Linked DNA regions of Mus musculus: all the other regions are linked to region 3. A link is a loop called in an ENCODE intact Hi-C map of the cell type or tissue named here. Cell type or tissue: heart. All regions are shown on one strand. Region 1 overlaps Jazf1 (JAZF zinc finger 1). Region 2 has its middle 15 kb from the start of 1700094M24Rik. Region 3 holds the start of Gm33047 (a long non-coding RNA gene). Region 4 has its middle 7.8 kb from the start of Hottip. Region 5 overlaps Jazf1 (JAZF zinc finger 1). Region 6 overlaps Evx1os (even skipped homeotic gene 1, opposite strand).

The links. Peaks named below come from ENCODE experiments on the same cell type or tissue, not always from the same donor. Only the 100,000 strongest peaks of a DNase experiment are listed, where the experiment ranks them.
Region 1: it touches region 3 in a loop (4-fold over the local background); 6 of 42 quality-filtered maps call a loop at or near these places.
Region 2: a loop joins it to region 3, with 2.2 times the contacts of the local background. A loop is called at or near these places in 2 of 42 quality-filtered maps.
Region 4: a loop joins it to region 3, with 8 times the contacts of the local background. A loop is called at or near these places in 27 of 42 quality-filtered maps.
Region 5: a loop joins it to region 3, with 2.6 times the contacts of the local background. A loop is called at or near these places in 3 of 42 quality-filtered maps.
Region 6: it touches region 3 in a loop (8-fold over the local background); 17 of 42 quality-filtered maps call a loop at or near these places.

The regions. Positions count from the first base shown.
Region 1 is chr6:52,836,677-52,841,676 of GRCm38, reverse strand. The region is part of intron 2 of Jazf1 (JAZF zinc finger 1); the gene reads left to right. Among named protein-coding and RNA genes, the nearest start is that of Gm52903, 27 kb to the left of the region's middle. In heart, a CTCF peak has its summit at 2,737 (motif pointing right); DNase peaks (open chromatin) are centred at 886 and 2,786; H3K27ac peaks cover 475 bases.
Region 2 is chr6:52,505,056-52,510,055 of GRCm38, reverse strand. No RefSeq gene overlaps it. Among named protein-coding and RNA genes, the nearest start is that of 1700094M24Rik, 15 kb to the right of the region's middle. In heart, no CTCF peak of the experiment used is centred here; DNase peaks (open chromatin) are centred at 2,645 and 3,915.
Region 3 is chr6:52,575,313-52,580,312 of GRCm38, reverse strand. The region is part of intron 4 of Hibadh (3-hydroxyisobutyrate dehydrogenase); the gene reads left to right. It overlaps Gm33047 (a long non-coding RNA gene), which reads left to right and starts at 500. Exons shown (of 2, transcript XR_377679.3): 1 at 500-5,000. In heart, a CTCF peak has its summit at 2,810 (motif pointing right); no DNase peak of the experiment used is centred here.
Region 4 is chr6:52,268,063-52,273,062 of GRCm38, reverse strand. No RefSeq gene overlaps it. Among named protein-coding and RNA genes, the nearest start is that of Hottip, 7.8 kb to the right of the region's middle. In heart, no CTCF peak of the experiment used is centred here; no DNase peak of the experiment used is centred here; H3K27me3 peaks cover 4,754 bases.
Region 5 is chr6:52,916,956-52,921,955 of GRCm38, reverse strand. The region is part of intron 1 of Jazf1 (JAZF zinc finger 1); the gene reads left to right. Among named protein-coding and RNA genes, the nearest start is that of Gm52903, 53 kb to the right of the region's middle. In heart, a CTCF peak has its summit at 2,721 (motif pointing right); a DNase peak (open chromatin) is centred at 2,795; H3K27me3 peaks cover 253 bases.
Region 6 is chr6:52,303,821-52,308,820 of GRCm38, reverse strand. It overlaps Evx1os (even skipped homeotic gene 1, opposite strand), which reads left to right. Exons shown (of 4, transcript NR_038163.1): 4 at 1-432. Among named protein-coding and RNA genes, the nearest start is that of Evx1, 7.2 kb to the left of the region's middle. In heart, a CTCF peak has its summit at 2,758; a DNase peak (open chromatin) is centred at 2,750; H3K4me3 peaks cover 1,143 bases; H3K27ac peaks cover 460 bases; H3K27me3 peaks cover 3,819 bases.

The DNA.
Region 1 (5,000 bases), 260 kb before region 3:
CCAGAAATGTACCCACTGCAGGACTGGGTTCATGGGAATGAGAAGCTCTTAATGGCATCCATTTTTTAAAAGTACCTTTGGATGACAGCGAATTGAAAGAATGATAACTGCCTTCTTGCCTGCTTCAGCTACAGCCTGTTATGGCTGTCTAAATACTCATCTGAAAGCACCCCCTTGCTGCCCTCCTGAAGGAAAGTAGTCTGGGCAAATGAACGTGTGCTGGGAGCAAATTGTTTTCTCCTAAACTTCGGGGAGAGGCTAAAACTGTTTCTACGTTCTCGTTATAAAGAGAAAATGTCTTTGGCATTCCTGAAATACTTGCCTGACAGACAAGGTCTGAAGTTGGCTGCAGAGTGGGCAGAGTGTGGCCCGAGCGTGGCCCAAGGCCTATCCTGCCATAACAGGGCCTTTCTGAAGAGGTGAGGATGGCGGTCAGCCCCACCTCTGTCCACCCCACCCAGCAAAAAAGCGGGCAAAAATAGTTTCCTGTGCCCATTCGTAACTTGCAAGTGAATTTTGGACACCACTTCTCCTCAGAATGATCCATTTCTTCGTGCTCCTTCCACTGACCGGGAGCTAGCCCATCCTGCCAAACACGTTGCCTTCCATGCCTTCCTTGGTCTCCCAGAGCTCACAACTGCTGCAGCGTTTTCCACTGTATAAACCTAGCCACTAAATCATGTCACTGTGGTATTAATTTCCTTCCCTAGGCTGAGGATATGCAAATACGCTAGGCTTAATCCTCATCACCTGTCCCCTGGCTGGGGCTGCCAGCAAGCAATGAGGGGGCAGCAGGCAGCAAGCAGAAGTGGAGGAAGGACCATAAATGTGGCGGCGCCAAGCCTGGGTTGGGCTGCCCTTCTTCAGCAGACCACATCTGCTGGAAAACCGCCATTCCTTCCTGGCTGCCTCAGCCTCCCAGTGGGAGATAAGCCGAGCTGGGGACCAGTCTGGCAGCCAGATTCCAGCCTGGACGAATGGTGTGTGGCTGACTTGGGATGTTTGGGATGGGTATGCTGAGCTACACCGCAGCAGCAGCTGCCCTCTTCTAACCCGGGCTGTTGACAGGTCCTGCTGAGAGCCCTTGTTCCTGAATTTAACAAATCTGGAAGCTCAACATTTTCATTTTGAGTTTTTATTTGGAAGTGTCATTTTATTGGAACCAAAATCTCTGGTCCGTTCCCCTGAGGACATACTGATCTTGTCTGAAGCACTGAATATCCTCTGGGTGAAGGTGCTGCCAGGCCCCAGGCTCCCAGCAAAACTGCAACCTTGCCCTCAGACCCCTGCCTCCTTGGTATCCTTGTAGTCTCTCAAGAAAGCCTGTTAAATGACCACAGCACCATGAAAGGATAGTTTAACACAGACATTTCTTCAGTTTCATTGTGGACTGCCTGGGTAAGAGTTCCTGTGTGTGAGATGTCTATCCACCTCTGTGAGTTGGCTAAAGCATGGGTCTCGTTATGATTCAAGAGGTTTATAAATGACCCTACACTGTATAACTTCACTACAAGGGAATATATGGGATAATGTTCCACATTGCAAGTGAATGCTTTCAGCTCATTGATGGAGTGCTTTCTTTGTGCCTGAGGCCCAAAGTTCAGTCCCCAGTACTGGAAGGAAAAAAATTAATGCTCTTAACTGTTAAGAAAACTAATTCAGTACCTTTTAATACTTATGCTGACTTAAAACTATTTGAAAGACAAGTCTCCTGAGAGACTCTCAGACTAGCTGTGGGGGCACGCAGCTGTAACCCCAGAAGTCTGGAGGGCCTTTAGCTCAACACCACCTGGGCTATAGCTATAGCAAGACTTGGTAGAAGAAAATGAACAAAAAGGTTATTTATTGATTGTTTGCTGATAGTCAAGCAGACTCCAAGGCTCACAGTGTGGCCTGGGGAGTGCCTCTCCATCAGAGCCACGGCCTTCCTTTGTTTTCTTGTCACTTTCTTGACATTTGCTCGTTTTTATCTCTTTTGATTTATGTGCATGCATATCGGTGAGTGTTGCGGCAGATGCGTGCAGAAGAAGGCTTTAGACCCCCTGGAGCTGGAGTTGCAGGCAGTTGTGAGCTGCCAGACACGGGTGCTGAACTCAGGTCCTCCTCCAGAGCTGTGGGTTCTCTTAACCCCAGAGATGTCTCTCCACCTCCCCACCGCCACAATTTTATCTTTACAAGTAGCTTTCTTTCAGCAATGTTTTATATCAACCCCATCTAAAATGTTTTAAAATCAATATAAAATGCCCTTTAAAAATCCATGCTAAGTTCCTTAAAACACTTGAGAGAGCCCCTGCATTTTCCTAAGTTGCCACTTCATGAGAATGAGACGTTGGCTGAGCAAGTCTCAGCTGTGCCCACACAGTTGACTTCTATTTTCTTCTTCTCCCTAACTAGCCTTCCTAAGCCCAGGCACCGTATAGTCTCTGAGGGATCAGTCAGAGCCTGTATTCTTCCAGACCTTAAGAACTGTTAGGACATCGACAATAAAAAACAAGTCAGTCCCCTAAAGCTCTGCCATGTCCTTTGAAGACAGAAATTTACATCCCGAACAAGCCAGCAAAGGAGGGTTTTCCTAAGGCTTTTTTTTGGGGGGGGGGAATAACCAGTGCCAGCCTGCCCTTAGGAAACATCCTTCCAGTGAGCTCTGCCTCTGGGCTCTAATAATCGTGATATCCCTCGCTTCCACTTCTGCTGATGAAAAGCCACGCTGGCAAGAGGCTGACAGGCTTGCGGCCTGCAGAGGGCGCTAGAATACCATATTTTCTGAGACAATCCTTCTAAAAATCAGAAACTGGGAAACTACAGAAGGGGGAAGGGCAAAGCCTGAGGCTTCTTAATGCTTCCAACAGTCAGACCGACTGCTTGCAGTCTGGTAAACAGGCTAGGAATTGTGGGCAAGGCCTTTCCCTGCGTTTTGCACCAAGTGTGAGATCAGATGACTCTGTCCGGACTCATTACTTTCATAGCCTAGAGCTAGTTCACACAGCAGCAGGAGTCCACCAAAAAGGCATTTAATTAATGAAATTGAAACTGGTACTTATAACTGCTGATTAGTAGTACTCAGGGTTTTTTTTTTTTAAGTATTTCAAGTAATTTATAAAGCACTTACATAAATAGAAAGCTTTAAATGCTGATATTCCATAAAAAGTAAATAAAAATATTTTTATGCATTAAGACTTAATTAAGTGTCATGATTTCATGTCACAGATTTAAAACAGGGCAGGTGAGACCTGCCAACATTACTACAGCTGCGTTTTACATGCGGAAAGTAATTAAAATGGTCGTTTATGTCTTTTTCCACTTACGGGTATTTAGAGTGCTTGGTATTACACCATGTATTTTCCCAGCAATCATATCGTGGCAGTGTATCTTAGCAGCCGATACGTTTGTTGTTGGTGGAAAGGTGAGGGGAACATTGGTCAGATGAGAAAGCTGTCCTGCACCACTGAGAATGACAAGGACTTCTTCCTGCGAGAGGCCCTTGTTTCTGTTCACATTGGCCTCTTTTTTCCGTATGAACAAAACTTAATTAATTTTCACAAGAACAGTTTTTCCTTCTATTGTCAGGAAGAAAAACAGCAGAAGGCAGAAACTTGCCTGCCCGGTCACGTGACCCCTGAGTATGTAGACCTCACCCTGTGTGAATGAGTCCTGTTTGAAGCTGGTCTGTTTCTCTTGTTTAGCTAGGAATGTGCTAACCTTAAATGGAAGGAAGACCCACCCTCAGGAAGTTGAGTGGCAGTTAGCAGTGGGAATAATGTCCTGAGTTCACACATCAGAGCTGAACTGCAATTCTCTGGATAGAACGGAAACAGATCTATCACTGTGTACTTATTTACTGCTGTTATTTATGTTAACAATCATAGTAGAATTATTACTTGATGAAGTTTTAACGATGTACATAATTTTGTGCCCCAAGAGGCATCAGCCACCACGAGAGGCTGAAGTCTCAAGATCAAGCCGAGGTCCCAGCACTTTAAAACATCCTGAGTGTAATGTACAGCAAGTGCTAGGTGAGTCCAGGGCACTTGTCATTCCTCCAGCACGGCTTAACGTCTTTTCAAGCATTCAGTCACACCTGTGAGTTGTCCCGTTGCTTGGATTGTGTGAGCAGCAGTTGAGGATTCCGAGGTCACACAGTTACATAGAGTGGGTAGGACAGCCTTCATAGTCGCTTAGCAATCACCTATTAGGAACAAGGAGTGAATTTTCCTCTCTGCCTCTCCTTAATAGCATTGTAACAACGGGGCCTATCTCTAGTGTTTCTGTTTGAACTAGTCAACTAGTGATTATTTACAAGCAACACAGATACAACTGGACCGCCAGCCGGCCACCTTCCTTTTCCAGCTGTAACCTCCTCGTACCTGTGCCCTGAGCTTGCGGTCCAGCCTGTGAGCAGGGCGACGCGTTGTCAGACAGTGAAGACAGCGTGGGCCACTCGTGTTCATGGGATGATTGACAGGCTTACTTTTTCACTTAATTTTGGAGAAATTAAGTCATTGTTCATTTTTAAACTCCTCACCAATTGGAGAATGAGCGAACTTACATTTTTTTTTAATCCCTCACTGAGGTTAGCTCCATAAAATGTCCAGCTTTCATTCCCATCCCTAACTCCCAGATCCAAAATATGCCCCCATGTTCAAACATTGTAATTCTGCAAAATATAATTTTCAAGCCTGCACCAACGAGGTGGTCTCCCCCCCCCCCACCTTGGTTAGCATTTAAAATTGCTTGCCTGTGTTTCAGTGCCACTTCCTTCACTTATGGAGCAGCTGTCCTGGAGTCAGCTCTGTAGCTTCAGAAATCCCAGCTCTGTGTGCCTGAGAAAGAGGAGTCTGAGGCAGAGGGCTGGCCAAAGGACCTTCCGGGGGCAGAGAGCTGGCCAGAGGACTTTATGGGGGCCATGTTTAGACTGTTCGCACTAATGAAACCTGAACCAGGCTCAAGCACTCCTTCCCAGCAGTCTCTGCCATTCCTCACAGTTCACAGCACATCAGTGC
Region 2 (5,000 bases), 70 kb after region 3:
CAGAACCAGTGGGTACCCTTAGACACTGTCCTTCTCCTCGATCACCCCCTCTTCCCCAGCCCCACAGCCCTGCCTGGCTACTCATGTGATCTTCCTTTCACTCTGGCTCCACACAGGTCCAGAACTTGAATGACACCCAATTACCTCTATCAGGGTCCATATTTTCCACCATTTTGGCATGCACACCTCACACTTGAGGGTTTCCGTACTTTGGCCCAATCCTACTTCTGCAGATCTGTCTCCTGCTCTTCTCATTGTTTCTTAGTACTGCAGGTATCTGGGGCACCTGCCGTCAAGAGTCAGGAACACCAATCAGGAACCTGTGGCTATTTCGGTAGTCTTGTCTGACTGTGGCAGAAAGAAGAGACACTGAATCACGCTGACCTGAGGTTTTGCTTCGCTTTGAATGCTGGGGTGGAACTCAGGGCCTGTGTCAGCTAAGCAGGCACATTATCACTGGGCAATACCTCACTCCACCAGAGTACCCATCCTATTATAGCATCTAGGACAAAGTATTGAATATCTTTGTTCTGTTTTGTTTTGTTTTTGTTTTTTGTTTGGTTTAGTTTACTTGTTTGTTTGTTTGTTTTGTTTTGTTTGAGGCAGAGTTTCTCTGTGTAGCCCTAGATGTCCTGGAACTCTGTAGACCAGGCTGGCCTTTATCTCATAGAGATCTTCCTGTCTCTGCCTCCCAAGTGCTGGGATTAAAGGTGTGTGCTGAATCTCTATGTTCCCACGATTGGCCTGGCAGTGGTGGCATATACCTTTAACCCCAGCACTTGGAAGGCAGTGGCGAGCAAATCTCTGGGAGTAGCTCCATGATAGCCCCTGGATATGAGAAGGCAAGAACTTCCTTTACAATGAAGAGAGAGTTTGTCCCTCAAACACTCTCCTGCACAAATGTACCCTTCTGCTCTCATGGTGTTTAATGGAGCGGCAGCCTCAGCATTCTTTATACTAGTAAAGATGTTAAAAATCACAAATCCACAACATATGAGTTCTTCATGGAGAAAGGTAGGTAAAGGCAGCTAATGATTGCCAGAAGTGGGTGGTGGCCAACGTGGAGGATAAAGCAGCCAATGTGTCTTGTTTCTCAAAAGCTCTGCTGAGAATGTATTGTCTGCCTTCTTCCAGGCAGGGAAGGTTGGCTGTAAGATTGCCAGCTTTTTTTTTTTTTAAATAAAAAGAAGGGGCTACTAACCAAATCTGGGGCTTTCTCTTGGAAGTTAGGCACAGCTGGTCTTCATGGGGCCTGCACACGGCAGCTGGGTACCACTGATTCAGGCAGATTTAAGCTGGACGGTAGCCTGAAATTTTGGGTTAGTTTTTATTGGGCAAGTTGTTTGAATGAGTGAAAGTGATCTAGAGAAATGGGTAGCCAATTTCGTCCAGTTCCCAACAAACTTCTTGAAAGCAATGAGACATTTCCAGATTAAAGCTGACTTCAGAGCTGAGGATGGCTCAGTGGTTAAAGAGCTTTCTAGGTAAACAAGAGTTCATTTCCCAAAACCTCCGTCAATGTGACTCTCTATCCCCAATTCTAGCCTTGAAAAGAATGGATGTGGGAATCCCGGGAGCAAATTGGCAAGGAGGACTAGCCCTGTTGGTGAGCTCTGGGTTAAATGAAGACACTGCCTCAAAAGAAAGGAGGCAGAAGAGCTGTTGAACAAGATTCCCCATGTCAACCTTGGGCCTCTACACACACCTGCTGACGCACAGCTGTGAAGAGGTATACACGGATGTACACCACATATGCACACATATGCAAAGAGGAAGAAAAGGAAGAGGAGGAAGAGGACAATGGGGAGGACGGGGAGGAAGCAACAGCAGCAGATGACTTCACCGGGCCCATTCAGGAAATACTTACACTATGCAAAAACACTTAACAGTGTTTATTCTAAATGTTCCCTAGCTGTTAGCTCTTCCAGCAACGGTTATTATTATTATTGTTGCAGTATTTCCACCCAGTCCCTGGCCCATCCTGAAAGTTAATTATGCGCATAGCTTTCCCTCAGCTAGACCAACACTGTGTGCTGAATTATCTGAGGTAGAGGAGGAAAGACCAATGACTTGAACAGGGATTCTTTGCACTCAGCTAAGAGACACGATCACTCAAAAATGGTGGGGACTAGAACTCACTTGGCTCTATCAGACCCTAGTGCAAACATGATTTTTTTTTTTTTTTTTTTTTTGCATAATAGTCAGGGGTAATACAATACAAGTGTAAGAAGGAGCAGGGGAGGAAAGGACATTTCAAGGTGACAACCATGTGTCAGGCACAGCACTCGAGCCTTTAATAGTTATCACATAAAGTAAGATATAATAATGAGTGAAAACAGAGTTTGACTTCCCTTTCGCCAGAAGAACCTGATGCATTTTGTAAATGGGGACGACTTACATGAAGAATCTCAAGCATCTTTCCTTCCAGTCTAATTTTTGTGTAAACATAAAATGACAAGAGTTTAAGGATGGAACACCCCCGGGCACAAGCTTAAGAGTTCTGAATATAATCAAAATCCCCTTATTTATTTTCTTGCCTAAGTGGCATCTCCCAGGAGAACAGCAGTTGCAATTCTTCTGCTCTGTGCAGCCGTGGCTGCAATTTAATGTGCTCGGCCATCAAGACAGCTCTGTGCACCTCTGCCAAGTGTAGCTATCTCATCCAATAATAGGCACAGCCTAGAGACAGCGGAGTTTGAAACCCAGATCTTAGAAAATCTGGGCAATTAGCCCTCTCTTGCAGAAATGAGCAAGGAGGAGCCAGGCTGCAGCAAAAACAAAATCTTGTTGTGACAGCTGCTGTTCTAAATAATATTCCCTCTACGCTTTAAACTGTACTCAATCTACCGATTAGAGCAAGGGACTGGAGATGAGGAGTGGAAGAAGAAAGGTGAAGAGTAGGGAAGTCATGAAGAATTAGCATATTTTCAGCTTAGAGCTGATTCAGGGTTATGGAGGTTAGTTAGCTGATAGGTACGTGGAAGCCTAAGGAAAGGTCTGGAATATACCATTTGAAAATAGACTTGAAGTACATGACATGAATGGTGGCCTGGAAAAGTCAAACACACACAAAAGCCTGTGGAACTAATGACACCAGTACAAGAATCTCTTGTGCTTAGTACATGAATGTATTGGTTCATTTTACATCACTGGACCTACAATATCTGACTGAGACACTGTAGAAGAAATTACTTATCTTGGCTGATGCTTTCAGACTTTGTGAGTCTATCATGGTGAGGAAACTGTGTTCAGGTGATAAAGGTAAGAACATGGTGTGGGATCCACCTTAGTGACCTACCTCCACCAGCAAGGCCCCACCTCCCAAAGGTTCTCCAGCCTCCCCAAAGAGCTCCACTGACAGAGAACCAGAATTGCAAACGGGAGCCTGTGAGGGACATTTCCAGTGCAAGCAAAACCAATAGATTTGTTTTGCTTTGTATTCTACCTGATGTTGTTGGCCTGCATAGTCTATTTTCAGTTTAGCAAGAGCCCGTGTGAAAAACTGCTGTTCCAGAACAAACATTTCTTGGAGCTTAGAGTTGGTACATCTGGAATGACTCTTCTTCCAAAAGACTTGGCTCTAACCCGTTTGCTGGAAACAGGAGGCAAATTCAACCATGAGTACATTTCCATGACTTGGTCCGTGAAAACTCCATAAACCCTCTTAGAAAAATCACCTCGTCTTCCAGAATGTGTGCTGTAGAAGTACAAAACAGAACTCCGGCTGACTCCTTGGGGTTGTGTGAAACAAGAGCTTACCAGATCTGAAGGTCACAGCTTGTGGGACATGGCATCAGAGGCTCAAGGTCCAAGGGTGGTGTCCTGGATCTGCCCAGGGGCTCTGGGACAGTTCCCTGGAAGATTCTGTTAGCCGCCTGCTTGTGTATCCACACCCCCTTCTAGGTGTTTATTCCAGAAATAACATTCTACCCAGAATAGCAAAAGGTGAAACTGAAAATTCTCCCCTCTCAGGCTCTCTTTGTAGCCAGGGCTGGTGCTTCAAGGCTCTCACTGGTGTGACTCATCCCTTGATTGCTGCTGGCCATGCCTTCAACTGCACACATGGCTCTAACCCTCATTTATACATCGACCATTACATTACCAAGGAAACAGTGCTTTTACCATGGATCAACTGAGATGAGTCAGACCAAGCCATCCTTGCCCGGTATATCCTTGTCCACTTATCTGAGTTAGAGTCACTTGGAAGCAAAGCTCCATTGGAAGAGTGACAGCCCAGAGAGCTGGAGTAAGACACTGCCAGAATGAATTGGGTTTAAATGGGGGAGATAGAGATATTGATTTAGAAAAAATTAAGTTTTATGAGATTTCAAATAATCTTCACTATTGACTACTCAAAAAAGGGAACTCGAGTTCAAAGACATTAGATAATTTTTATAATTTTCTTTATTTTTCAGGTTTTTTTAAACAATGAAAATCTATTGCTTTGTAACCAGAAAAGATTAAAAAATATATATAATAGAAGGATTTAGAGGGTAAAATGCCTTAAGATATAATTGTGTTAGAGACTACTAGGAAATACATAAAATAATGTTAATATGAAAATAAATATCTGCTTGAATATTTTCATCAACTAGGCATTGGAATGTCAGTTTTCACTTTGCTTCTAACAAGCATGCTTTCCCAGTATCTGAAAGGTTTAGCATCCAAGGATTTAGCAATGTCCCCTCTGAAATTCTCACTGATGTCATAATGTTTCTCCTCAGGGATAGGCAAGAAAATCCCATTGTCTTCAATTCTGGACTCTACTTGCAGAAATGACCTAAATCTTGTTGTTGGAAACAAAATGTCCAAATAACTCCCAGCTAATGCTATGATGACATTTGGTCAGGGAAGATATCCCAAGAGAAATGTAAACTATTTGAAAACATCCTGTTACTAAAGTTTGAACACACACACACACACACACACACACACACACACACACACACACATACACAAAGACAGACTGGAAGCTGCAGTGTAATTCTGAACACACATGA
Region 3 (5,000 bases):
GGCCACAAATCCAAGACTGAATGAACATCGCAAATTGAAGGGTTTTGAAATCAAGGCTAGTTTGGGCTACATAGCAAGACAAACCAACCCCCACCCCCACCCCCACCCCCACCCCAGCAGCAGGACCAGCAGTTCGAGACCACCCTGGGTACATAAAAAAATAAAAAAAGAAATTTAACTCCAATATTATACAAAAGTAATGTGTAAATAAAGAGGTAATTACTTAATTTACTTCTGTTGACCATTGGGTAAGAACTTTATTCCTGTACGTCTTGCTTGTCTAGAAATCACAGTAAAAATGGAGTTTCAGAAATGAGCATAAGATTTCATTTATACACAGATTTCATGAATTATGAGTAGATAATATATTATGGAATAGTTACTATTAATAGTGGAGCTCCTGCTAGCTCATCATTTGTTCTGTTTATTATTATTATTATTTTTTTAGTTTGTGTGCACTCCATACTTGACACACACACAGAGATGGGAGGGAGTGCGGGGGGTGGTGGGGGAGAGGGGGAGAAAGCAAGCATGCACCTTTTGGCCAAACTTTACTTTTAAATACTTCAAGCCTATGTTTTCTGAAAAGAGGCTCCATGTAACTGCAAAACTGATCTTCCCAAGGCATTAGCTGGTTGTCTGGTGTTAGTGGGGAGACTTCAGACTTGCATTGCCTACTTGTTCCCACACGGAGCCGGGCTTTTGTGTTTTCTTTCGTCCTGTGTCTGACAGTAGTTAGTGCATTGCATTTGGTTTTAGTTTCTTCATTCGTCTTTAATCTAGAACAGTTCTGATGCTTCATCTGTTAAAAGAAACTTTTATGATAATAAAATCGAGAGTCTTATAGGTTGCTTTTTAATCTGGATTTATTTCTTTCCTTATTAGCCTCAGGCTACTAAGAACCTGCTTTATATTTTAAAAAAACGTTGCTGTTCAATTGTAGAAATTTTTGACTTTTTCTGCATTGTCTCAGAAGTTTTTCTTAAGAGTCTCAGTCTCTTCATTCAAGTACAGGGAAGCTGAAATTGAGTTAACTTTTTGCAGGTAAAGAAACCTATTGTGATAAGAAACTTTGTTTTTGCTTTGGATAAAAATCAGCTGCCCTGATTTATGCTGCACTCACCTTTCTGAAGCCCGATGGCGGGATTTGTGCTTTTCTGTGCCCAGCAGGATCTGGAAGTGGTGTTAAATGATTCCCTCTGAAGTGCCACTTTCAGATTTACATCCTCTCAGGAGCGGCCTCTGTAAAACAGAAACAGGCTGAACTGCAAGAGAACGAGCTCCAAGCGTGTATGGAGCAAACGAAACATGTCACACTAGCTTCTGTCTATAAAAGGAAGTGGGAAATAGATTGGTTTAGTCTGGTTATTTTTGAAACATATTTAAGAAGAATTTAATAATCAAATGATATCTTACTGTAATACAACCATACATGCTAAGGAAACAGATACTTTAATATGCTGAACTTAGAGAATGTGTACTTTCAAAAATGTTTCTTTTAGTTGTTAAAAAAAAAATCTCACTTAACTAATGTCACCAGTTCTTTTCAAACCCAATACACTCTGCTCCTTAGCTTCGAGGTGTTGTCTCAGTGTAACAACAGTCTTGCTGGCAGATCTTCATACTCAGGAACAGCAGATGTTTATAATCGTATTCTGCTGTGGGGAGGAAGGTAGTTTTGGTTTTGGGTTTTTTTTTTTTTAAGGTCATCAGTGTTTAGATTAATCAGGCTGACATTTCTTGCTGGTGGGTCATGAGCTGTTGATAATAGCACTACATGGTGATTCAGTTGTTCCATTGAATCATCAGGGAAACCCACTGGCACTCACCCCACGTGCTCTGCAGCAGGGGTGTGCAAGGAGAAGATGTGTGTCTCTTTTGTTTGCATCTTAGAGTTATTAGAGGCTGAGTCACATATTAAAGGATGCTCCAGCCTTGCCATTATTTTAGAGAACCATAATCAATAGCTTGACACTTTTTTTTATCATAGCCCAAGTCATCTCTTCATGTCGGTAGCCTTTCTGAAACCCTGTCTTAATGAATGAATGTACTTGGACTGCCAGGAAGAAAAGCCAGTCCATTCACAGATGTGTAAGTTGTAGTTTTACTTAAACTAGTGATGTGAGCATAAGAACCCTTGGAAGGTGGTTGTTCACTTTGAGAGGGACAGGAAGAAGGGGAGAGACGGAAAGCTTACATGTGTGATGCACATAGACTTCTTAAACAAGAAGAGGTCCTTGTATCAAAACCTCTTTAAGGAAAACTTAATAAGACATTAGCTGGATTTTTTTTTAAATGCTGGGGATTAAACCCAGGGTCAAGTGTTTGTTCCTTTGCTCTAACACTGAGCTGTGGCCTCAGTCTTCTGGATTGGCTAATCAGCTACTTGTAAGGTAAATAGCAGTTCAGAATGCAGTGAATCAGAAATTTCTGGTGTCTTTGAATTTTGAAGTGTGGTTTTAGCATGTTTGTGTGTGTGAACAGAGAATAAATAGTACTGTGACAGTTATATATTAATGTCGTTTTAGTTTTTGGTGAAAGAATTCAGTCGATTGTGATGTTTTAGTGACTATCTTCAGCACTCAGCCCAGATCTTAGGCAGGTGCTCAGTTATAATTTACTAAATAATGTGTGTCATTTGGGCAGAAGCCATAGGTTTGCGGAGGACTTTATATTGTCATAAAGAATGTATTGTAAGTAGGAAAGATTAGTATTCCCCTCTATAGGAAAAAGTAATTGCCTTATTTAGGGTAAGCGGGTTCTTCCTATCTTGCTCTTTTGAGAAGTCATACAGCATTAGAAAGTTATGGGCCACTAGAGGTCACTGTTTAGTAATCAACTGCTAATGAACCAGAACCGCCAGAGGAGCCAGTAAATTACGTGTGGGTTTTTCTAATTATGAATTCATATTTAATCATTCAATGACAAGGTAACTGGGAATGGTTCTGTGTACTTTCATATGTGGTTATGCTAATACACAGCTACATTTCTCAGATGTTGGTCCTCCATCATTAGAGTAGCAGACATCAAAGGCTTTGTTTTCTAATCTTAATTACCGATTGTAAAACATAATTAACTTTGTTAATACTTCCACACCTTACATGGGCCAAACACTCTTTTAAAAATAAAGTTTAAGTGCAAATATGCATTGTGTTTGTGTGAGTGATGTAATGGTTCCTTCCTCTCCTGTGTCTTCGCGCTTCACTCTTCCCTTGCCCGGCTCTCTTCTTTCTTCTCTCTCACCTGGTTTCCTTTCTCCCTCCTTTGAATTCCTTTTCCACTTAAATGTACATGTGTTAGTTGGTGACTGTTTTCCCAAGCGATCAGCCTTGATGGAATGCCTAGGAGAATGACTTCCACTGTGTCTGTTAAAGGAATCTCAGGGCAGGCAACTTAGGTTGAGCCAACCAGCAGGATAGGTGTGCTTGTCGGTAAGCATGGAGCTGTGCTTGTCGCTGAGAGCAAATGGCTCTCTGAGGCCTGTGCAGCCAGGAGTCTATGCAGGAAAAGGCAGATTTTCTATCCCCTCTTCCATGATATTATATTTCTTGAGACAAGATCTCCTGTAGCTGACCTCTTAAGCCATTTTGTAGTAGAGAATGACCTTGAACTTGTGATCTTGTTTCCACTTCCCAAGTGCTTCATGAGCCACCAAACATATTTTCTTTTTTAGTGCATTCCTGAAGAGTGAGCCCAGGCCTTCCTGTATGCTAGAAAAAGTAACCAGTTTATGTCTCCTGGAATTTCCTTCTCTGCCCGAGTCAGCAAGCACACGGCAACACAGCATCATTTTTGATGGTCACATTAGTCTGATATTTTTAGGCAAGCTTTTACTTTTATAACCCAGTGTGACATTTCACTTACTTTAATTTTGAACATCTAAACTTTTTTATGACAATTCATTTTCTTTGCCTTCAGGCTTATTTTGTAGTGTGCTAACTCTTGTCTGGATTACAAACTCAACTTGAACCAAAATTGGGACTTAATTTTTTTCGAGTAATCTAAAAGCCCAAAAGTGTGTTGTGTGTGTACAGAAAATATCTGGTAAATACTTGGTTTGTAGAAAGTAAATATTTTTACATGAGATTTTAAAAACAGACACAAGCAGAGCATGAACTTGAAGTGATCTTACAATTCTTAGCATATCATTTTTTTCTTTTTTGATCCATAGAAAGTCATCATTAAATTGATTGACTGCTGTGTCTAGTTGGGTGAAATTTCTTGATTTCGTTTGAAGTAGCAACCATAAAAGAAGCATTCATTTGTGAAGGTTTAGATTGATGTTGGTCCTAATGGTAAAGATGAAGCTTGTTTTATTATCAAAAAGGAAAAAATATCCTAGTGTAAGAGTAAGGGAAGCCAGGCTTTTGTTTGACACCAAAGAGCCCATCCTGTTCCTTCACAAAGCTCAGTGCTGCTGTTAGCAGTGTGGTAGGCCAAGTCAAAAATTAATAGTGTTCAACAACAACAAACAAACATCAAATAAAGATAATTTTTATCATCTTTAGTAGCATATATTAGTTGTACCTAATAGTTTTAATGACTTAAAATAAAAACTGGTATGCAATGTAGTATATACCTTCAGGAGTCAGAGACAAGTGGATTTCCAAGTTGGAGGCCAGGCTGTTTTTCATAGAGCATTCCAGGCCAGCTAGGGCTCCACAGTGAGACCGTGTCTCAAAACAAAACAGATAAAAACTATTTAATGTTGCCTGTCATTGTGTGTGCACATGATATTTATAGTCGATGAATCATGTGTCATGGCATGCACATGAAGGTAGAGGATAACTCTATTCTCCTGCCTCCATCTGGGTTTTAAGCTCAGGTTGTCAGCTGTGCACAGCAAGTGTATTTAACTGATGACCAGTCTCACTGATCCCCAAATACATTTTTTAGAGACTTTATTAGCATATACTAGTTGTACCTAATAATGTTAATGACTTAAACTAATTTTATTATGTGTTTATCTTGTGTAAGTGTGTACATTCGTGAGTGTGTGC
Region 4 (5,000 bases), 310 kb after region 3:
AAAATGCATTCGGAGCCATGTGGGTTTCCTTATTGGAGACTGCAATTAGAGCTCTCTAGGCCTCAAGGCTCTGAGCACCAAACCCTCTCCACCATCTCTCTATCGGAAGACCAAGAAGATTGAAGGGATACATTGTTGAGTTCTTGCCTCAAAACCACCAGTGCAAACCCAGTTTGTACCCTGAGCTTCGTACTACCTGGGAAATCTACCAGGGGAGGAAGAGCTGGATGACCAGCGGAGCCACAAGCCTGAGAGAAGGAAGTTTAGGCAGTTATTTTCATCCAGAGGCCTGGGTCTCTCTAGCTTCCCTTGAGTCTTAGTAGCCTGGTCTGTAAAATGGAGATGATTATAATAACCTCAGGACCCACTTCACAGGTCGTTATGAGGAAGCACTTAAATTTTTTTTATTGCTGTATAACTTACATATAGCCAAGTATACAAATCTCAAATACCCAGCTGAGTGATTTTTATATATGCATACACTTGTGAACTACTACAAAGATCAAGGTGCAGAGTGCTGTTACTAGCTCCCAGAAGTTTCTGTGAAGAAGGAATTTTAACACTGACTCTCGTGTGTGGTCATCTTGTCTCCAACTCAAAGATTCAGAATCCTATTTTAGTATATGGACTTTCTTGACCTTGGGGTATAGAACTACTAAATAATTGATTGGGTAGATAACTCAGTAGTGTGTTGCATGCACAAGGCCCTGTTTTTAATATCCAATTCTGAAAAAAAATGTAAACCAAATATATATATATATATATATATATAATAATATATATGTAGTTATATATTATATATAAATATATATAAATAATAAATTATATATAATTTATTTATTACTAGGACAGGGTGTCACTATATAGTCTTGATAATCCTAGGACTCCCTATGTAAATCAGGCTAGCATTGGACTCTCTGAGATCCACCTGCCTCTGCCTTTTGAGTGCTGGGATCAAAAGCATGCGCCACCACCACAACTAATCTTTATGATTACCATAGGTATGGGCTATGCGAACCTCTGCTCTAGAGGAGCACTAGCGATCTTGCCCCCAAGTACTCAGGACTTGGGAGAGAAGTTGAAATGAGGCTTACATACATGTTGGAGACAATGTATCTTTTGTGCTCATGACTAGCATGCCTATGTCCAGATCAGGAAGTGATCCCAGAGGGAAGGGTGAGTAGAGATGCATGTAAGGTTAAGATCCAAACCTTGAGATCCCTTATTTGAGCATCTTTCCTGAATCCAAATATAGCTTGATAGATGGAGAAAGAAAATTTCCCAAAGAGGTACTTGGCCTATTTTGTGAAGAGGTATAATTCCAACAGCTAACAAATTCAGTTCATTATAAATTTTCAACACACACATAAAATTAAATCACTTCAACACTCTGACTCCAATTTTTCTCAGAATGAGTCACTGTTAGTGATGCCTTTTTAAAATGTACTTCAAGAGGCTGGTCCTGGCTTTCTGAGACAGTTCCTCACTGATTACAGGTGTATTGGCACTGAAAGTTATATTCAGACCCAGTGTCTAAGACAGAAAACGTTAACCTTGTGTGGCCCACAGAGTAGCAACTGCAGCCTGAGTTCTAGGCCTTGACCTAATGGGAATGAGCTTGGCAACCCCCAGTATAATCAGCTAAGTTAACTGTCATTACCAGAGGACCCCCACTCTGCCTGCCTGGAAGCAGAGCCATGCTGGGAGAAATAATCAAGGCATTGACCATGACTTTGGAACTTCAACCATTCTCTGAGGTGAGGGGAAATTGGTAATGACTCTTGGAGTTTTTAACTATTCTGTCTTAGTAGCCATTAAAAAAAAAATCACTTCGGTCATTAGCCCACCCTGGGTGTTCACCTCCGACTCCATTTCCTTAGTCTACTTTGGAGCTCTATGGGGTGGCCCCACTTTTGTCCTGCCCAAGCCTACTTGGAGGCAGGAGGTGAGGATAGAAGCCTAGGGCTGTGCCCCCAGACCTTGGACCGTGCAGTATCCGCTAGGAGAAGTCACAGGAAACGCTTTTACCACCTGGACGACCTTGACTGCAGCCGATTAAAGTTTAATCCGAGGTGTGTGCTCAGCCTTGCCATGTTATTTAAACACATCAAAGGTCATAAAAAGATTCCAAAGGCGTGAGCAGGGCGACTCGAACCGGCAGGGAGCCAGCATTTGATTCTAGTTGACTTCTAGGCCTAGGATTTGGAGAGTAGGGTAACTAAAGGGCCAAAAGAATCAAAGGAAAGCGTTTGCTTTCCCAGAGAAACTCCGGACTTCAAAACGTAGCAGGGGAAACCGAGTCTCAGACAAGGAGACAAACAGTGCTCTGTAATTCCGATTAACTTGGAAGACATCTAGTGGGGAAAGATCGCAACTGCAGTGACGTCTTCGGAGCATCCTCTGCTCCTGCCAACCCGGGACAGCACTGCTGGACTGCTGTGCCAGTCTCTCAAGTGCAGTCCTTTATCCTGCCACATGCTTGCTCTACTGTCTAAGAACCCAGAGTTCTGAGGAGCCGTTTCCACTCTGAGAGAAAAGACCCAGCTCCGAGGGGTCTTCTCTTCAGGTCGCGGTTCTGGTATCCAGTGATGAGGTGTTTGTTGTCCAAGATTCCCATTCTGATCCAATTATTCTGGAAGTGCCTGATCCTGCTTTGGGAAAAGTCCCACACATGTATGTGTGGCTACATAGTAGAGTGCCTTAAGGCAAGAGGTAGGAAAGACAGCTCACCAGCTTTAGATTGCAATCCACTAGGCAGCTAGCAGGCAGCAGGAGGTCAGCTTCCCAGGATGTTCAGGATGTATCACCAACTCATCTCCAAAAAGGAATCTTTAGACCAAACCTTCATCCATGTGGATATCCACGACATGCTACCCTCGCTGGAACATTAAGGCCAAATCAGCAGTCTGTACACCTTCTCCCCTTGTGCTTATTGTAGCCTCTCATTGAGCTGGCTTCACTGGCTTCCATAGAGTGAGGATGTGTTTATCCCCTGCAGCCTCCTGCCTGACTTCATTGGGGGTGGGGGTGGGGCTCCATTTTTCTGGTACCACATCATCCTAGAACTGCCAGGGAAAGAGTAGCATCAGACCGCTTATCTTTGTGATTAAAGGGGAGGGTGGTAGGGAAGGGGGCTGGAAAGGTGGCTTAGTGGCTAAGAACATTTGTTGTCCTTGTGTTGTTGGTTTTGTTTTTTGTTTTGTTTTGTTTTTTTCAAGAAGACCCATGTTTGATTCCCAGCACCCATACAGTGTCTCACCCTATATCCAGTGCACACACATGCATGCAGGCAAAATATTCATACACATAAAATAAAATAAATAATAAAATAAATAAATCTTTTAAAAACTAAAAAGAAAGACAAGAAACACTGCTCTACATTGCCTTCTAAGGTGCGAATCCCAGTACATTGTGGAACCATAATTGGAGTCCAGTGCAGGAATTTTCTGGAGGCAAAGGCTGCAAAGGACGTGGTGGCTGCTGGCACCAGCCCTCTGCAGGAAGGGCCTTGTCTGGTCTTGTTCACTGGCAGGACCAGGACTACATACACCATACACATGGCTTTGGGAAATGACCTCTCCTGTGTTTTCTATCAACTTACCTTCTCTACACCCATACACAATCCAACCTGGGCTTAGAAGTCCCTTGATTCTCAAAAGAGGGTCGTTATTTTACTCCCCACTTCTTAAAAATAACAATAAATTAGAAATGATAGAGGAAACCATTCAGGTCAAAAATGCTTTACAGTTTTTTTTTCCCACAAACACTAGCCAGTCCTCTTTAGAGACCTGAAGTGCATCAGACCAAAGATGGCAAAGTCTGTGGCTCTCTCCGCTCCCACCCCATTCCATACCACCTATTGACTGGATGGGACTCCCCCCACCCCCAACCTAGGAAACTCCCTTAGGTTTTATTGAATCAGCTACAGATTACTGAAGCAGCTCTAGGTGGGGCATCTGAGGCAGGACTGTAACTGAATTAGCCTGAGAATGGAACCCTGGGATCTGGATTGCAAAGGAACCCAGGATGCAAGGGCTAGGAGTAGCCCAAGTCCCATGCTGAGTTTGGATGGGCTAGTGTACCTCTTGGAGACTTTCAGATCCCTCACCCCAACTTTGAGCCCTACCTGAAAAGTCCCCTAACCTTGCCCAGCCCACTGGACTTGTCACCATCGCTACTACACATACACCACACCGAGTCCTGTTTTTAGCACAAGCTGGAGGGACTTCTATTCCTGGGGTGACAAATGAGTTTGCTTGCTCTCAGTGACATCAAATTACTTTGCACCAGCCGAGGGTCCCATGACCCTACATAACCTCACATTAGATCCTAAAAATGTAAAAGAAATATGGCCTTTTAAAAAGTGGCTGAGAGCAAGTGATTGTTAGCAGGTTTGAGGGGCTGTCCCCAACTCAGCCACCGACTGACTGACCGAAGCAGATCCCAGCTGGAATTCACACGCTTGGGCTCTCTATAGAGAAGCTCAATTTTGAATGTAACTCAGGGCCCTAATCAGGGTCTCAGAGTTCAAATTATTTTTGTGTAATTAGAGAAATCACAGGGAGGCTTGAAGCCCTGGCTGTGAAATGGGACCTCAGTGGGTGGTAGGGGCAGTGGAGGAAGCACGCGGAGACAGCAGAGCCAGCTTCTGAAGAGAGCCAGCTTCTGCACGGAGGGGGCTTCCACTCACGTTAAAAACACAGGCATTGCTTAAGTTGTCACAGCTTAAATGGTTTGTCAGGAATTCAAACTTCATTGTTTCTCATTTTCCTTCTCCCTATCTCTCCCTTCCTCTTTGTCTCCCAGTTATCTGTTAGTGTTTTTGCCCCGTTTTCCCCTCTTCCTCCGAATTTTTGATATTCTTAATTCTGCAGTCTCTGCCCTGACCTTGACCCAAGCCTTTATTCCTTTGGCGAACTCCATCTTAAGATCAGGAGACCCAGGACACCCACACCCTGGCAGCCTCTGTGTCCTAGGCCATGTAAGAGTGGATTTGTTAG
Region 5 (5,000 bases), 340 kb before region 3:
TAAAGGAGCTCATGATGAACACAGCTTTATTTTCTTCCTTTCTTTCTCTCTTTCTCTCTTTCTTTCTTTCCTTCTTTCTTTCTTTTTTGATTCTTTTTTTATTAGATATTTTCTTTATTTACATTTCAAATGCTATCCCGAAAGTTCCCTATACCCTCCCTCCACCCTGCTCCCCTATCCACTCACTCCCACTTCTTGGCCCTGGCATTCCCCTGTACTGAGGCATATAAAGTTTGCAATACCAATGGGCCTCTCTTCCCAGTGATGGCCGACTAGGCCATCTTCTGCTACATATGCAGCTAGAGACACGAGCTCTGGGTGTACTGGTTAGTTCATATTGTTGTTCCAAGCAAATACCTGAGGCTGGAACTTTATAAGAAGTTTGTTTAGTTTTTTTGAGAACTGAAAGTTCAAGATTGAGCAAGCCTGGTTTTAGCCTCTGTCAGTAGTCCCCTTGGCTATGCCGTACATGGAGAGAAGGAGGAAGAGGACAATACCGAAAGCACAAGCTCATGGGATGGTGTCTTTTGTCAAAGCCTGCTCTCCTGAGGACTGAAGTCCAAACCTCATTAACCTAACACCTGCAAGCGCGAGCCACCTCCTCAAGGTTCTGACACCTCCCATCACCATGACAGGACTAAGCCTCATAAACCTTTGGGGACAACACTTCAGCCCATCGCAGAGGCTAATCAGGAAATGCTTTCCCCAGGAATAAATGATCCCAGTCTTCATAATCATACATGGAGCACACGCTTACTAAGTTTTATATTACACATTATTAAGATACCAGGAATATGGAATTTCAGAATTCACTTCTAATTATTAGGAATTGTTTTAAGATTTTCACCTAAAGCCCAGTTTTTTAGTGACCTAAAACATAAGTGGAAATTTTCTCTGAATTTCCTATGCTTATTTGTGATATTTTGAAAAGAACTTTTGTAGAAACTCAGTTTGATCCATAATTGTAAAGGTTTAGCAGTGGTGGTGACCGTGGTATGCCTGCCATTATGTACACTGAGAAAGAGGAAATGAGCTGGTAGTGACCTACAGAGCTGTAGTGCCGTGATTACAGAGCTGTAGTGCCATGATCTACAGAGCTGTAGTGCCATGATCTACAGACATGTAGTGCCGTGATCTACAGACATGTAGTGCCGTGATTACAGAGCTGTAGTGCCGTGAAATCTCTGCTGTTCTCAGAGATCCACTCAGGAGATCCTCTCAAGTCTGTTTGGCGTTGTGGGGGCCTTGCCTAAGGTGAGCCCCTTGGGGACGGACATCTTTGTGTGAACTGCCTCTGTCTCTGCTTTTACCCTGTATCTACGACTCCTTTGTCATATGTCATCTGCTAAATCATGTTTCTGCAGAAGAGGGGCTTCAGCTCATAGCCTTCAAGTCCTCCTAAGTGTCAGACATAGCTTTGTACTAACCAAGAATTAGGAAGTGTTTTATGAATGGTAAAATATGGAAAGAAACCTTTAGGTTATAATTATTTACAGTATGAATCCTGGTGCCATTTTTTAAAAAATACTAGAGAAGACTAGAAAGAAGTGTACAGCAAAGTGCACAGACTGAACTTTTGGACCGTTCATTGTAGGGTCCTTGTTTCTCATAGTTTTCTAGATTTCCTACTTTTTAAGTAGATATTTTTTAAGCAGCAAAATAAGTGTAACAGTTTAAAACCAAAAACAACAATAAACCAGTGTGTTGGTGGCAGCCGATTTGCGGTTTGAGACCACGGGCTGTGGGAGCTCAGGGGTTGCTGGATGAGCCCAGCGCTCCATGTGCTCTCCAGGCATTCCCGTGTCCACTGTACACATGCTCCTAAGGTCATCCGAGGCAGTGGCCTTCCCTGTCTCTGCACTGCCCCCGCTCTCTAACTAATAGCTACCATCACTACCATGTCTGTGTTCGTCGTATGTTCTGACTCTCCAACAACTTCATTCATTCCTCACAACCACAATAGAAGCCCTGGTTTCAAAGGAGGAAGGGTTTGAAGATTCTCAGATGGTTATGGCATATAAATCAAATCCTGTCTTGTCTGACTCCAGAGGTAGGTAGCTTTGCCCTCACAGGCCTCAAACTGTTGTACTAAAGACCAACTGCCATCCACTACATTGGAGCCTTTCTGGGTCCCCTCTCAAGTCAGCTGCCCTCTAGTTCTTTGCTTTGTGATGCTGGGGCCGTTCGTTCCTGTTGGCATGAGCCATCCAGAGTCCACCAGGATCCCACGAGTGCTTCGAGTACAGCCAGTGCTCAGCATCATATGGGATCCTGCAGGACGGTGATTGCTGGCCCGCTTCCATCACTGTGGAGCCCCAGGGTATGGTTGTATAAAGAAATTTAATTTTGAAATTCCAAAGACTCATGTTAGGTTTTTCTTTATTTCCTCCTTACTGCTCTTAGAATTCATGAGGGGGCAGGGTTGACTGGTACTCGGGGGCCCCAGGTGCAGTTTTAAAACAACCAACAAGCTTTAGTAACTCCTGCCCAAGTCTCAGGTGCCAGGTAAGTGTTCAGCGGAGAGCTGCAACTGCTTGAAAACTGTCACTAAGAGTCCTCTGTTGGAACGAGTGTCACCAGCAAGCTGTGACCAGATTCTCTTGATTCTTATCTCCTGGTGGGAAACAGTGAACTTGTGGTTAAGAAAACGTTTGTGTTTCCATGCCTTAAAGTTAAAAAGTAGTTATACATGCATGTCAATGTCATGAAGCCTGTGGCCACAAGGTGTCACTATGGCACCAGTCTGGATGTCAGAATTAAAAGTGTGCCTCTGGTTCTAACTCCTGAGAAGCCCAGTTATTGGCTCTCCTGCCAGGGCCTTGCACACTACAGCATTAGCTATGTGCCACGTGTCCCTGCACACTTGTCATGTAGCTCCACAGCAAGCTTTTCCTACACTCTCCAAATTAAACTACTTTCCTAGTTCTTACTTATACCACACATAACCCTGAGTCCTCCTATGTCAATTCTATATCAACATATGTATTCAAGTTTTCACAAAATTATATGAATTATAGCATAGTTTAATCTCTTCCCAAAAAAGGTTTTGATGGGATGGGAGAAAATGATATCTGCTAACAATTACTAGCCTTGCCCCATCCACAGTGTGCCCTCCTCCTCTTCCTTTTTTTCTAGCTTAACCCATAGGAAAAGAAACCTGAAACATACTCGCCAAGCAAAGGTGGGCATGGCACCTGAGGGAAAGACTATGTACTTGCAGAGGCTTCATGGGCAGCATCCAGAAGGTCATTTCCTCTCGAAGTGTTAGGCAGATTAGAACAGCTCTTTACTGTGGAAGGATGAACCCACCGTCAGCCTCCTTCCCACAGTCAACTAACAAAGTAGCAGCAGAGCCTGGATTTGGACTTGAGTCTGTTTTTCCAAAAAGCTGGTGGGGAAAGAAGCCATGTCATTGTTGTTCAGATGTCCATATCAGAAAACAAACCACGGGAGCCTTAAGACTCCATCCCAGAGCTGGGCTCACACCTATAATTGCAGCACTCAGGCAGACTGCTGCAAACTCAGGCCCAACCTGGTGTACATGATGAGTTCTAGATCAACCTTCACTATAAAGTAAGACCATGCTTCAGACAGACACACACAAATCCAATCAAGCATTTGCTCAAACGTTTGTTGAACAAGAGTTCTGGCTATAGCACAGGGACCACATTACGAATGTTACACCAACTTATTCATTCTCTTCCCATGAGAGACTAAAGTCCATGGTGCATTGCGGGTGCGGGGGTAGGACATTGACATACAAGTTAATGAGGGCGGTGGGAGGGTTGGCTGGGGGGACTGCCCACACAGGGGAAGGCTCTATGCAAGCTCTAGCTGCAGCTCTCCTAGAGCTAGCTGTTCCTTAGATCAACCTGAAATCTATTGAGTGGGTGTTGCTAAGGTAACCCCTCCCCTGATTTTCTGTGATTAGGATATGAAACGTGAGGACAGGATATAATCCAAGCCCACAGAAGTGGCCACCCTCATGCCCGGGGGGTACAGCAGTGGCAAGAGTGTGTATTCTTTTCTTTAGATGGCTTGACCAAGAGGACAGGTAAAAGCAAGACGGATGGTAGATCTTGGTTTGTGTGATCCTTTTAGGATTTCCAGTGTCTGGTGTAGAGGCAGAGAGCACATGGAAGCTTCTGGAAAGATTCAGGAGGGAGCCTAGCAGAGGCTTCTGGAATATAACTTTTAAAGTAGTGTGTCTGTGTGAGGAACTTGGCGGGCATCTGTAGAGGAGCCACAAGGATGACTGGACATGTGAAAACAAGACAGGGAAGGAGAGGTTAGGGAAACATTACATAAGCTGGAGCCTGCCAAGGGAACGCGGGCACGCCTCTTTGAGAATAAGACTCTCAGTATCTCAGGACCACCATCCATAACTAGCCCTTTTTATCCCCATCAAGGCACATTCCAACAGGACCATGGCTATGAAACAGAGGAGACATCATGGAGAGAGATTTATTGAATTTTCTCTTCTTCCTTACTAGAATTGTACTGTAATTAAGATGCAGGGTAGCCTTAATATTACCCTGTCAAATATATTGAATCCATCTCTTGCTGGTTTAGAGATTGACTGACTCAGAGACTATCAATGGTAATAGAATCCCAATAGTTATAGTGGGTTATGTGTAGGGTGACTATACAGTTTTTAATCCTTGTGCTAGGGTAGCAGGCCTAACTGTAGCATGTAGTCACTGACTTGGAAGCTGTCTTGTTAGAGTGATCTTGAAATGTAAATCTCATTCTCTCATGCAAAGTAGCACCTGTGGCTTCTCACTGCCTGGAGTAATTAATACTCACTCCCTAACCCCGAGCCTGTGAGAACCAGTGCCCCTCTCTCAGCCTTGGCCTTGGGTCATGGTTCTTTGCACACAGCATGTTTTTATCCTTAGGCCTTTGCCCTGTCCTTGGCCCCAGCCCAGTCCTTTCTCACCTTTGCCCGGCTGGCTCCTTCTTGACTTTTAGGTTATGGCTGGACCATTGCCTCCTCAGAA
Region 6 (5,000 bases), 270 kb after region 3:
CCATAAAGACAACTCTCAGAGCAGCTCTTGGAAGCTGGGCTGTGTGGTAGAATGCTTGCCTGGCTACCATGAGGTACTAGGCTTGGACTAAGAAGCCAGCTTGGGCTTTTCAACAGGGTCCTTTTGCTCCCACCTCACTCATAGAAGAGGGGACAATTCCTGGGACTCTGGGTACTCCCCTTGGACCTGCAGGTGAGGGAGAAAAGGCTGCAAACCACTTGGAAATACTCCTTCTACAGGATAGAGGCCAGCAGCTGGGTGAGGACTGTACAAGGGACTGTAGAAGAAAAAAACAACAACAACAAAACCCCAACCCATGTGGTCATGTGCAGGCCACTGGTACCTGAAAGTAAAACCTCTGATCTTCGTTCAGAACCAAATGTCAATATAATTACTTACTTTGGACCTTAAAGCACCGGCTCATTCCATGGCAATCAACCCTGAGTGCTTTTCTAAGAAAGACCTAGGTTTCCCAGGGCCACGCATCTATGTTTTTAAGAGGTAAGACCAATCACACAGGGCAACCTGAAATCTACCAGCCTAGCACCAAGTCACAGGTGCCATCCTGACTCAGCCTCCCAGGGTGCTAGGATTTATAGGCCGTTCACCACACCCAACCAACTACTCTTGACACTCTTAATCTCTTAGAAAATCATCTTCTTCCTCCTCCTCTTCCTCTTCTTCTTCTTCTTTTTTTTTTTTTTTTTTTTTTTTTTGGTCAGGGTTTCTCTTAGTAGCCCTGGCTGTCCTGGAACTCACTGTATAGAGCAGGCTGGCCTCGAACTCAGAAATCCGCCTGCCTCTGCCTCCCAAGTGCTGGGATTAAAGGTGTGCGCCACCACTGCCCTGCTACCTCTTAAACATTCTATCCCCTTAGATATCTGGCTATCTCCCTTTTCTAGAAAAATCCACAGAGGTCCTCCAGTTTCCAGAATTTCTTTCCCTGCATCAGCCCTTTAGAGCCACCATAGTCCAAGAAAAAATGGCCTAATTCACTTTTAGGAATGTATGTTTACCTGAGGAGGTTGTTGTTGCTGTTTTGTTGTTGTTTGGTTGGTTTTCCTCTCACTACATAGCAGCTTCCTCCACAAAGCTGTCCTGATTGTTGTGTGGCCCAAAGGACAAAACCTAAGTGGCTGGCCAGGCTTGCTTATACATGTGACTTGGCCTGCACACATCCTCCACTGGAAACCTCCAGGTTCTGGCCCTGCATCAGAGATAGCTGGTCTGGCTGGAGCTTCCCTAAAAGGCAGGGTTTGACTTGGGTTGATCATCTTTTGAATAAAGACAAGAGCTGCCTGCTGGCTATTACTACCTCCCTATATTACAGCAGGAGTTCCTTTCCCAGCCTCAGGGAGGGGTTCTCTCTGTTCTTGTTGGCTTGGGTTTTAGTCTGATTCTGCAGCTAGAACCTGGGGCTCTACACATGCTAATCAGGCACTTTGCCACTGGGACATAACCCATATCTATTGCTTTGCACTTAACATTGGGGTGGGAGGGTGAGAGAAGAGTCTGGCTGTGTAGCCTAGGCTGATAGGAGTTCCAGCCATAGAGTTCAGACTGGCCCCAACTGGATGAGTCTCCTGCTTCTCTCTGCATGTACCCCTATACCAGTGCTTGCTCTGCTTTTTACAATTTTCTCCAAAGGCAAGCCTTTCCATGAGCTGAAGGACTTGAGTCAGCTCTAACTTTCTCATACAGTGTCCTTGCCCTGTTCACCCCATTCACTGATGGTAATAAGAGGGAGACCCACTGTAATATCAGACTAAGGAGTCTACAAGGAATCTGAATTGACCCTAACCAAACCCTTTGAGTGCTGGTCTCTGTCTTCTCTGGATCCCCAGCCTAGGAAGATGTCAACACCCGGTTCCTCTTTCCCAGTCCTTTGTCCCAGATAGGAGATGCATGGAGCCAGACATCCAGCACCAGTGATAACTGGGTGGGAAAAATGCCCCTGCACTCCGTAGTCGGCCTGGAACAGCAAGTCTAACTGGTCTGTGCAGCCAAACCTCTCTTTGGTTTGGTTTGGAGATTTGTGGAAGCTGACTTTCATAGTGTCCACTCCCAACCCAGACTGACCAACCTCCAGGCTAATTGAGCTTCACAGTCTCTGAGACGAAAAATGGTCTCAGATTGAGAGGCACGCAGCTAGAAGTGAATGAACGATTTTAACTTAAGTCAAGAAGCTTCCAAAGGCCAGATTAGGACATTTTCCCTGTGCTCTCAAGGACCAGAAACTGTATCACATCACATTCCCCAACATCCAGGTAATCAGATGCTTCAGGTATGGAAAGATCTGGACAAGGGCCACCCTTCCCGAATTGGCTGGGTGGCTGCGGCTACGGCTGTTAAGCAGAGAATACAGAAAGTACAGGAAAAAATAGTTAACCCGCAGGGTGCCTCATTGTAGACAAACTGCTCGCTCCCAGGCCCTGAGGGTGTGCTGGTGCTGCGACCTTGGGACACAGGGTGGATCAGATTGTGGCAGCGAGCGAGACATGGAAGTGATGTCAGCTCAGAAAACAAGCGCCGCGGGCTAGGAGAGTACTGTGCGCCCCGGCTGACTCGTCATGGCGTCTATATCCCTTCCGTTCACCATCACAGCGGCACCAGGTGCAGCTGCACAATCCCCTAAATGTCCCTTTCAAGCTGAGAGCCAGTCAGGCGTCCCATCCGGTCTTTGCAGCCCGGTCCTGTATCCTCCGCCCCTTGCTGCTGCGGTGACAAAGCACCGCTCACGAACTGCTGTCTTGGTGCGCCCCCCACTGCCGATCGCCAGAGGCGGAAGTCGCATCCTCACTGGCTCAAATGCCAGGGTTCTGCCACTACAGGCACGTGAATCCTGCATAGCTAGAGGTCGGTTGATCATGGCACGGTAGTGAGCCTCGCTCCTGGTGCGTCTGCCCTGGGGTTAGACTCCAGGAGAGCTGGATGCGAGGTCTCCGCCCACATAGTCTCGGTTCCAAAGACTGGTAATTAACTACAGGTGGGAAAATGGACCTATCTCTCTTATGCCACCCTGCCTCCTCCCCAGTCATTTGAGAACCAACGCAGAAATACCCCCCACCCCCGTAAGAACTGTAGCAAGCATACAGTTATAGGATAGAAGTCGTTATAATTTTCACTTGTCAGCCAATATATCCACTCAGTCCAGTCGTGTTCCCAGCGTGCATTGTTCCACTTGATAAGACTCAGCCAGCCCAGGCTGTGGAGCCTCTGGATATTGCTTTGCCTACAGGTCTTGGACAACTCTTTCCTTACTTTTTGAGGCCTATTGATCAACAAGCAACCCTTCTCAGATTCACCTAGACAGTGGTCTTGAAGTGTGGTCTGTACAGCATCTGGGAACTCCATTCTGGGATCTTCTGAATCAAAAATTCTTAGCCTTGGGTTCAGTAATATGTTTCAACAAGCCCCTCAAATGATTACAAAGCACATTCAAGATTAGAAGTGCTGCTCTGTAGATTTCATCACGTCTGTGGTCCTTTGCCTGAGATGGGTTTCTAAAAGAGTACCTTAAAGGTTGCACACACATACACACGTATGCATATTTGAGTATCTCTATTCTTTATCACTTCTAAGTAGCTCTTTTGTTGTTGTTTTGATTTGTTTGTTTTGTGTTTCATTTTTGGAGACAAGTGGTTGTTTGTTTGTTTGTTTGTTTCTGTGTAGCCCTGACTGTCCTGGAACTCACTTTAGGTTAGGCTGGTCTCCAACTCAGAGATTGCCTCTGCCTCTGCCTCTGCCTCTGCCTCTGCCTCTGCCTCTGCCTCTGCCTCTGCCTCTGCCTCTGCCTCTGCCTCTGCCTCTGCCTCTGCCTCTGCCTCTGCCTCTGCCTCTGCCTCTGCCTCTGCCTCTGCCTCTGCCTCTGCCTCTGCCTCTGCCTCTGCCTCTGCCTCTGCCTCTGCCTCTGCCTCTGCCTCTGCCTCTGCCTCTGCCTCTGCCTCTGCCTCTGCCTCTGCCTCTGCCTCTGCCTCTGCCTCTGCCTCTGCCTCTGCCTCTGCCTCTGCCTCTGCCTCTGCCTCTGCCTCTGCCTCTGCCTCTGCCTCTGCCTCTGCCTCTGCCTCTGCCTCTGCCTCTGCCTCTGCCTCTGCCTCTGCCTCCTGAGTGCTGGAATTAAAGGCACTGGGGATGCAGCTCAGCTGGTAGGATGCATGCCTAGAAGGCGTGAGGTTCTAGGTTTCACTACCAGCATGGCATAAACTAGGTGTGGCAGCCCATGCATGCAATCCCAGCACTCAGGAGAGGAAGGCAGGCAGGTCAGAGGTTTGAAAGCATTCTCCATATGAGGGGCTGGAGAGATAGATGCTCAGGGTTGGGAACACTGGCTGCTCTTCCAGAGGACAGGGTGCTATACCCAGCACCCACATGGCAGCTTACAGCTCATTGTAACTCTGCTTCCAGGGGGTCTGATGCCCTCTTTGGGTATTTACAGACACCAGGCATGCACACAATGCACAGATATCCATGCCTAAAAAAATATCCACACAGATAAACTAAAATTTAAAAGTAAAATAATAAGTGTGATAAAAGATTATATATATATGTGTATATATATATATATATATATATATATATGCACACACACACATACACACACACACACACACACACACGAGTTCAATATCATCCTAAGCTACAGGAGATACTAGCTCACAAACAAAACAGCAACAAAAAAGGTATAATTTCACTTTCTACCCTTCACTGGGGATGGACCCAGTTTCACTACTGAGCTATACACCTCCACCCTACATAATGACTTTCCTTTGGGACTGTTTCTAAGATGTTAATTTAGGCCTAAATCAAACATCTTTAGAGGAGCCCTAAAAAGCTGACACATTATATGCATGTGTGTGTGCATATGTATCTGTTGTCATTGTCAGATTTTTCTAAACACACAAACATGTCAGTTGCCGTTTAATAAGCTAAAGGTGCAAGTGAGTTTTATAGATTAGGTAGCCTGGGCCTAAGGTACCACCAAGATGACCTAAGAATAAGGA